2 separate regions of the Homo sapiens genome follow, and region 2 is linked to region 1. A link is a contact called in ENCODE Hi-C or POLR2A ChIA-PET data. All regions are on one chromosome and are shown on one strand. Each heading gives the region's core, a stretch centred on a gene start or an enhancer-like site at or near the end of the contact. The rest is flanking DNA. Distances are from core to core; before and after follow the strand shown. Region 1 overlaps ITIH5 (inter-alpha-trypsin inhibitor heavy chain 5). Region 2 overlaps ITIH5 (inter-alpha-trypsin inhibitor heavy chain 5).

The links. A loop is a pair of places that touch in the nucleus more often than their neighbours do. ChIA-PET counts read pairs that join two places held with the same protein, here RNA polymerase II (POLR2A). Pooled maps may share reads with other maps.
Region 2: a loop to region 1 is called in a map of chondrocyte, with 2.8 times the contacts of the local background. The contact joins two enhancer-like sites. A Hi-C loop is called at or near these places in 2 of 168 maps with a recorded cell type or tissue (chondrocyte and prostate gland) and 3 of 50 pooled maps. POLR2A ChIA-PET finds 5 or more read pairs at or near these places in 2 of 52 experiments (both WTC11).

What each region holds. Positions count from the first base shown.
Region 1 is chr10:7,608,362-7,612,535 of GRCh38, reverse strand. All of the region lies in intron 7 of ITIH5 (inter-alpha-trypsin inhibitor heavy chain 5), which reads left to right. Among named protein-coding and RNA genes, the nearest start is that of ITIH5, 57 kb to the left of the region's middle. Within about 2 kb of position 1,671, at least 4 of the 41 ENCODE cell types and tissues checked have a DNase peak (open chromatin) inside an H3K27ac peak, as active enhancers do.
Region 2 is chr10:7,559,636-7,563,809 of GRCh38, reverse strand. ITIH5 (inter-alpha-trypsin inhibitor heavy chain 5) reads left to right here. Exons shown (of 14, transcript NM_030569.7): 14 at 426-4,174. The coding sequence ends at 727. Among named protein-coding and RNA genes, the nearest start is that of LINC02642, 89 kb to the right of the region's middle. Within about 2 kb of position 2,434, at least 20 of the 41 ENCODE cell types and tissues checked have a DNase peak (open chromatin) inside an H3K27ac peak, as active enhancers do.

The DNA.
Region 1 (4,174 bases), core at 422-2,921:
CTGATGTTTTTATTCACCCCCATATTATGAATATATCTTATGGCATTAAATATTCTTTAAAAACCTGATTCTAATGGCCATAGAGCAACACTGTTCACTAGAAGCTTCTATGAGAATGGGAATGTTCTACACCTGTGCTGTCCAATACAATAGCCACTAGTCACATATGGGTGTTGAGCAAGTGAAGTATGGCTAATGGAAGTGAGGAACTGAATTTTTAATTTTAATAAATTTAAATTTGCATAGTTAATATATGGCTAATAGTAACCATATGGGAGCGTGTAGCTGCAGAACATTTATTCACCCTACCACCCATTAGAGACTTTTCAGCCATTTCCATTTTTTGTGATAATAAACCCCATCGGGATGACTGTCTTCATGTAGAAATGCCTGACGCATGCCCTGTCATTTTCTTAAATTAGATTCTTAGAATTGGAATTACTGGGGCAAAGAGTACCAATTCATTTGTGGGTTTGGTACACATTCCAAAAACATTTTCTAAAAAGTCTGTGCCAATTTATAACATTTAAAACTGTTACTAGGCTAAGATTTCCAAATGGGTTAAGAGGCTTAAGGTAATCAATGAACCACACCCCAAAATATGTAAAAAAAAAAAAAAAAATTGCAGGTGGATATTTAACTGATTTTCAAGTGGGAAGAAACTTTCTAAGCCTAAAAGCAGTATAATCACTTTTAAGCCTAAAAGTAATTACAAAGGGGAAAATCGGTAACTTTAGCTACATAAAAATTTTAAATTTTTGTTGTAAACAAAAAAAAGTAAACAAAACACTAGAAAATTGCATGCAGGAAAAAGAAGTAAGTGTATCATTAATATGTAAAGAACTGTTCCAGATTAATGAAAATTAATCCTATATAAGAAAATGAGCAAAGGATATAAAACAAGCTACTAGAAAGAAATAAGATGATTTGATAAAATTATGAAAAAACCATCAAGCATATTAGTAATTAAAGAAATGCATCTCAGGTGCCAGAGCACTTCAGGGTTTAACCTCAAACCTAGTCCAATCCAGTGCCCCAGGGTTGTCTTCCACTTCCTGTGGGAGAATGATCAAGAATCTTCTTGCCAAATAACCCTCAGAAAAATAAACCCTGCCCCAAATTATCCAGAGAAAAACTAATGAACTAAATTAGGGTCTCCTAAATGTACCTTTAATCATAAAATAATTCGGGCACTTCTTAAAAATATGGCATGGGCCATTTCCAAAATAGCTAAGAGTATTATGTGAATGATTTAATGCAAGAATCTTTAATCTTTAAAATAATTTAGTTGTCATCCCCATTTTACTGATGGAGAAACTGAGGCTTTGCAAAGGTAGATAAGTTGGCTAATAAATGGTGGTGGCAGCCTTTACTCCCAGGTCTGAAGTCTGAGAACTAAGCCATGTACCGTGCAAGTAAGAGTGTGGTTGCGGCAAGAAGGCACACATGTATGCAGCTGGCAGAAGTGCAAATGGATACAAGGTCAAGGCAGTCTTACATTTGAAGACCCAACTGAGAAGGCTGCATTGCAGAAGGCAGGGATTTCCTCGCATGATGCAAGAGCAATGTAATAACAGATGTCAGATCATTTGTTATTCTCCCCTCTTCCTTCATTCCTGGATATTAAAATTCCATTCCTTGCTAGCCACTGAAAGTCTGGCATGCACTCTGCTGGCTTCGAAGCTTCAGCATGGCCTCTTTCCAGGAGAGCCACCCTAGACCAGCCAAACACATGTCTGAGCAATTTTGAAAGCCCCTCGCTGCCTTGAGTGGTTTTGAAATCTGCGGACTATTTTTGCAGTTCTCAGCATCTCCAAGGCCACAGTACTAAGTGAAAAGCTTAGCTGGCTCTTTGAAGAGTCTTGTATATGATGTTATGTCTATTGGTGAAGAGGACAATTATCCCAAGCAAAGGGCTTTTCATATTGTGTCAACAGGCTTGGCAATGTGGGACATTTGTCATGCATCCACATGGATTCTATTAAGAATCATTCACTGTTATTCCCAATGTTCTTGGCTCCCCTCGTCTTTGACGGGCCTGAAAGACCTTGCTGCATTTATTGCAATGTAGGACACATAGTTGGCATTTAATAATTACTTGAACTATTGATTTAGAAAAAGCTGTAAAGACCATTCAACCTTAAAAAAATATTCTCGGTAAGGGGTATATTGGCACCTGGGGAGCCCCCAAAGCTGTGTGCCTCTGGCATTTTCTGGTTCTTGTCCTAATCCCAGTGGGAACATGATCCTGGAAGCCAGGACCTGCCTGGCTTGGGAACAGCAACAGAGCTGCCTGAGGTTTGCTGGCACGTGGCTTTGCTGTTTTCCCTCCCGTGTGCTTTTGCAGATGAGTTTGTTGAGAGATGGCTGTGGTGTTGGGTCAGGCAGGGTTTCTACCTCCCAGTTTGAGCTAAAACTTCTTGGTGAGAATGGGAGCTGAGAAGAGCCAAAAAAAAAAAAAAAAAAGAAAAAAGAAAAAAAAGAAAGGGAGGGGGGAGAAAAATGTAATCAGGGAAGGCTTCTTTTTTTTGTTGTTAGTTGCATGCTTAAAGCATTGACATTTGCAGACAGACATGTAGTCCTTGGGAGGATTAAGAATATGCTTTTCCTTGACCATGGTGTCCACTTTCTTGTCTTTCCTTTCCCTGATCTATAGAATTAGATCTACTACTTTCACATTCATATTAAAGAACTTGGCTAAGGGACCCTCTTTGGCAACCAAGCAGTGACGAATGGATCACTTACCAGATGTTTTCCATGCTTTAATGGTCTTCAAACCTGTTCCCACACTCTGTGTCCCTCTGTGCCAATTCTGGGTTCCCACGTAGCCTTTGAAGCTTGTCTTCCTTTCTCCATTTTATTTAGTTGACAAATTTAGAGGGTAAAGAACAAGCATGTTTCTTATCTGTAATTGTCAAGTTAAAATGAGGGCAAACGTGAATTAGTCAAGTTAAAATGAGGGCAAACGTGAATTAACGAGTAGGAGGACTGGGATCTGCATGTCGATTTTGGTTCACTCACAGGCTTACTTTATGCTCTAGGACATTGGTTTCTCCCTCGCTGTCCAAAATTGGGTTCCCAAGGGCTATTTGGATATTTCATGTGTAACCTTACAGGTGAGTAATTTGTAAGCTCCATGGACTTGGGGAACATCTTGTGTTTGATCATTACAATATGCATTCCCAACTCTTCACAGACAGTGGGTAATGACATTTGCTGCCAAACTACCAGCCCACAAACAATAAATGTATCCTGCATTTTTCTGAGGCACAGTAGTTACCATTGAGTGATCAGTGCGTATCAAGTGCTGTGAGGGTTTTACGTACATTTCTTCATTTAATCTTTCAGCCATCCAGTGAAGTAAACATTGCTCTCCCTATTTTATGCATGGGAAGGTGGAGACCAGGAAAATGATGTAATTATGCTGAAATACACAAAGTTATAAGTAGGAAAGTTAGGATTCAAGCCCAGGTCAGCCTTACCTAAACCACTTCTCTGTAACGTCACATATGGACCGTAACACAGTGGTGGTCTGTAGACCACTTTTCAAGCTTTGAGGCTCTGTTTTTGTCACCAAGTAACGTGAAGGACAGTGCACTCAGGTGAGTGCACACAGATGTCACCTACTCAAAGAGGTGCCAGCCAGCAGGCTAGTATTGTGAAAAACTCACGAAGCTGTTCTGCTTTGATTCGTAGAATTATTGAGCAACGTTTTATTATTTAACACTAAGCACTCCTTGGGCGTGTATGGGGAGGCAAACTTCTTTCCCTTTCATGATGTGGATCGGGCAAGTGACATCCGAGTGTGCGTGCAGATGGCAGAAATGTAGACTGAGGCAAAGTGGCTCGGGCAAGCTGGGTGACTGTCAAGTCCAGTGATGTCCAACAGTGTGATATTGTAGCTGCCTTCTTCAGACTATGTGGGTCTGCCACATTTCAAAAGAGAGGATCCAGGCCAGGTATGGTGGCTCATGCCTGTAATCCCAGCACTTTGAGAGGCCGAGGTGGGAGGATGGCTTGAGCCCAGGAGTTCGAGACGAGGCTGGGCAGCATAGTGAGACCTCATCTGTACCAAAAAGATAAACAAAATTAGCCAGGCATGATGGCCCACATCTGTAGTCCCAGCTACTTAGGAGGCTGAGGTAGGAGGATGGCTTGAGCCCAGGAGGTCGAG
Region 2 (4,174 bases), core at 1,185-3,684, 49 kb after region 1:
GGATCTGAGCTGACTGCTTTCCACCCCCACCCGGCACAGACCTGAGACGGATAGAAAGGAGGCGGGCCTGTGACTGGGAAGAGGACAGAGAGAAGATGGAACACTACTTCCCTCTTCATATGCCCCGTCCTGTCCTCTGGACTCAGTAGGAGACCGTGGTTATCACTATGTGTAGGTTACACAACTTTCTAGTGTTAGCAGCTGGGAAGCTTCCAGCAGTCATGGGTAAATCCCACAATGTGGATAAATCCTCAGCTCTCTCCACCCTGCCCCCCAGAGCACATGTTCTTCCATGTCACTGGGAGAGTCCAGTCTCGGGCTGTGGCCAGTTGTAAGCCTTTCTGCCACTGATAGCTCTGAAGTTGGAGTTCAGCACGAGGTTTCTGCATTTGACTGAGACCCGATGCTTTTCCTTGTCCTCCCAGGTCAGTTCCTGAATCAGGATGCCAGACTCACAGAAGACCCTGCAGGGCCCAGCCAGAACCTCACTCACCCTCTGCTCCTTCAGGTGGGAGAGGGGCCTGAGGCCGTCCTAACAGTGAAAGGCCACCAAGTCCCAGTGGTCTGGAAGCAAAGGAAGATTTACAACGGGGAAGAGCAGATAGACTGCTGGTTTGCCAGGAACAATGCCGCCAAACTGATTGACGGGGAGTACAAGGATTACCTGGCATCCCATCCATTTGACACAGGGATGACACTTGGCCGGGGAATGTCCAGGGAGCTCTGAAGCTGGCAGCCTTAAAGATGCAAGTGCATGAAGGACAGTGATGTGGGGAGGCCGTGGGGCAGCTCTTTTCATGGCTTGTACACGCCTCAGCTCCTGGCAATTAGCTGGACTCCATGACCCACCCCTGGTGCAGCATAGATCCGACGTCTGTCTGGGCGAAGGGTAGGGGTGGGTAGGGGCGGGAAGCCTGAGTGCAAATGTCATTTCCCTCTACTGCCTCTTCCTGCCTCTCCCCACCCTGCCCACATCCACAGAGGGGAGAGAAGGGTCATAGCTAAATGCAACAAAGTCTGTATCTTGTCCCAACCTGCTTTTCTGTTCTGTTAGCATATCATAAAGTAAGCCTTTCTGGTGAAGGAAGGTTGCTATGAAACTTTTTTTCTTGGTGGAAATGGACAAGTTTAGGCACTCTGCTTTTTGCCTTACACTAATGCTTAGAAAGCTGTCTTTTCAGTGGTGTTGCAGCCCCCAGATGTGTGGCCAACCTCTGCTGCAAAGGAATCTCTTGCTGAGTCCAGGCCACCAATCAGGCAAATAGCCCATACATTTGATCGTTGTAAACCATGAAGTCTTTTCTTGCAAGACGTTTTTCTTCTGCTGTGGTATCTTGCCCTTAAAAATTAGTTTTCATTAAAAAGAAATTTGATTGAAAATAGAAACATCTACAGCTCAGATACTGATCTCTTTCTAATGGGCTTTGTAAACCACTTGACTTTGCTAATGGCTATTCTCCAATTTGTTCCAATAAGCTAAGGGCTTTTCATACACAGGACAACTCCATGTGGTTGATTTTACTGGCATGTCTTGGTGACGAAGAGTTGGCCAAGTGAATGATGCATCTTTTACTTGGAGCTCTCCAGCCTTTGTCATAGTTCCCAGACCTTTTTTCCTTGTGGTCATCCAGGAGGTGATCAATTACATGTGCACAGTGCTAGGACGGGAGGCAGAGCCGGCTCAGAGCAGGTCCACCAGCCCACCTATAGCAGGAAGCGTGTCGGTGCTTAGGAAATCTAGGACTTCCAGCTTCCCTCATGTCAGATAGAAAAAAAGTCAGGAAACCAGCTCGTGGACAGGGGCTTTGGTTCCAAAACTTGGACAAACCTGATGCCTTAAGGAAAAGGTTAAGATGAGAGGGGACTTCCAGAGTCAATGAACGTCACCCTTCAGCGGACGGATACCGGGAGCGCTTGGGCGAAACAGCAGAGAAAGAAAGACTGTGGTCGGGGAAGTGGAATGCTTCGATGCAGGCCAGAGTTCAAGGCTCTGGGGCTGGCCTCACAAGAGGCTTCTTCCACGGGGCTTGACACCAGAGCAGCCCCCGCGTGAAATGAGAAGGCATGCTTAGCACTGGGAGGAAAAGCTGAGTTAAGAAAATTCTTTATCATGTTTGCCTTCCCTGGGGAAACATTCAGGCAGTAAAATGACATCCACGTGTTCCTGTCGGACGCAGCGGCTTCGGGAACAAGTTAGCGCTGGGGGACTATCTGGGCTCGTCTCTCTCTGCTTCGTGAACCCACCACACCAGGGCCTGTCTGCTGTGCTATTTATTTGCCTTCCGTCTTCCCAACCTCAGCTGCCTGTATTCATGCCAGAGGTGCAAAGGCTGCCAGCCAGTGCTGCTGACAGATGCTTTCAGACTGTAGAGCTCAGAGAAAGGGAGCGGCAGCTAGAGGTAGCCAGGGAGCTGGCCAGGCTCCCCGGGGCCTTCCTATTATGTAAATCCCAGCTGGACAGACAGCCCTGGAGCCAGGTGGCCCTGTCCCCTGTGGAGCACTTGGAGCAGTGATCTGTTGTTCCAGGTGTAAGTCTCGACACTGCAGAAATGAGGACGTTATTAGGAAAGACCAGTTCCTACTGCCTGTGTTGCTACTTTAAGAGCTGAGAAAAACATTCCAATGAGCTATCCATAGCTAACTTGCTTGCTCAGAAAAACATAAGTAACAAAGTTGAGCTTTCATTTTTAAAAATTATATTTTACTTTAGAAAAATATCACCTTTTTTCTTCCTCTTCTTTACGTGTAGATCTTTTTTTTTTTTTTCAAATGGGGTCAGTACCTGAAAGCCCGAAACCCCATACCAAGCTTATAGTTAGGACCTTTGCATTTGATAAAAAAAAAATATAGTATTTTCTGTTGTCCAGAAAATCTTCCCAGATAGGGAAACTGAGGCAGAGAGTGCCGTGGAGTGGTTTTTGCCAAGTCATACAACATACTTAATGCAGGGCTACACTGAACCTCCAGAATCATTTTGTTTGCTTTGACCCTGTTTCACCATCTGGGCAATCATTTATTTTCCTTGAGCATTTATAAACCAGGGCGAGGGTTGTTCCAAAATGAGTAATTGAATGAGATGAAGAAATATGTCATAATTAGAGGAGATAAATCTCCTTGTTATCACAATAGTTAATGTGTCATGATCACTGACTAACTGGGACCTTGAACAAGTCAGCATCTCTGCCTTTCAAAATGAAGGAACATTGTTCTCTATCCTCCCCTGACCCCCGACGGCCCCATGCTAGGTGCACCATCTTCCTCCATTTGACTTTTTAATGCTTTACAACTTCAGGCTAAAGGGAGGGGATGTTGGGAGGAGAAACCATCACAAGATTCCCTCGGTGCCACAGCTGTGCTGAGGAGGCCGGGGACTGGGAATCGGAGTGGGCACCTCTGTGTTTCTCTAGGGAGTAACATTCAACATTTAATTGAATCGTGTGTCCTGATAGGTGGATTAGGAACAGGATTCATTCCTTTAACTTTAACTTTTGGCTAAACGACATGCCTTGGATTGAGTGTATATGTCTTCCCCAAATTCATATGTTGAAGCTTAAATCCTGAATGTGATGGTTCTTGGAATTGGGACCTTTGGAAGGTTATTGGGTCTTGAGGGCAGAGCCCTCACGAATGGGATTAAGGCCCTTATAAGAAGAGACATGGGGCCAGGTGCAGTGGCTCACACCTGTAATCCCAACATTTTGGGAGGCCGAGAAGGGTGGATCATGAGGTCAGGAGATGGAGACCATCCTGGCCAACATGGTGAAACCTCGTCTCTACTAAAAATACAAAAATTAGCTGGGCGTGGTGGTGCGTGCCTGTAGTTCCAGCTACTTGGGAGGCTGAGGCAGGAGAATCGCTTGAACCAGGCAGTCGGAACTTGTAGTGAGCCAAGATCACGCCACTGCACTCCAGCTGGAGTGACAGAGCCAAACTCCGTCAAAAAAAAACAAAACAAAACAAAAAAAAGACATGGGAGAGATGGTGTTTTTCCTCTCCACCACCTGGGGATACGATGAGAAGATGGCCACCTGCAAGCCAGGAAGACGGCCCTCACCAGACACCATGTCTGCTGGCACCTTGATCTTGGACCTCCCAGCCTCCAGAACTGTGAGAAATAAATGTGTTTTGTTTAAGCTACTCAAGTCTGTGGTATTCTTGTTAAGGCAGCCCAAGC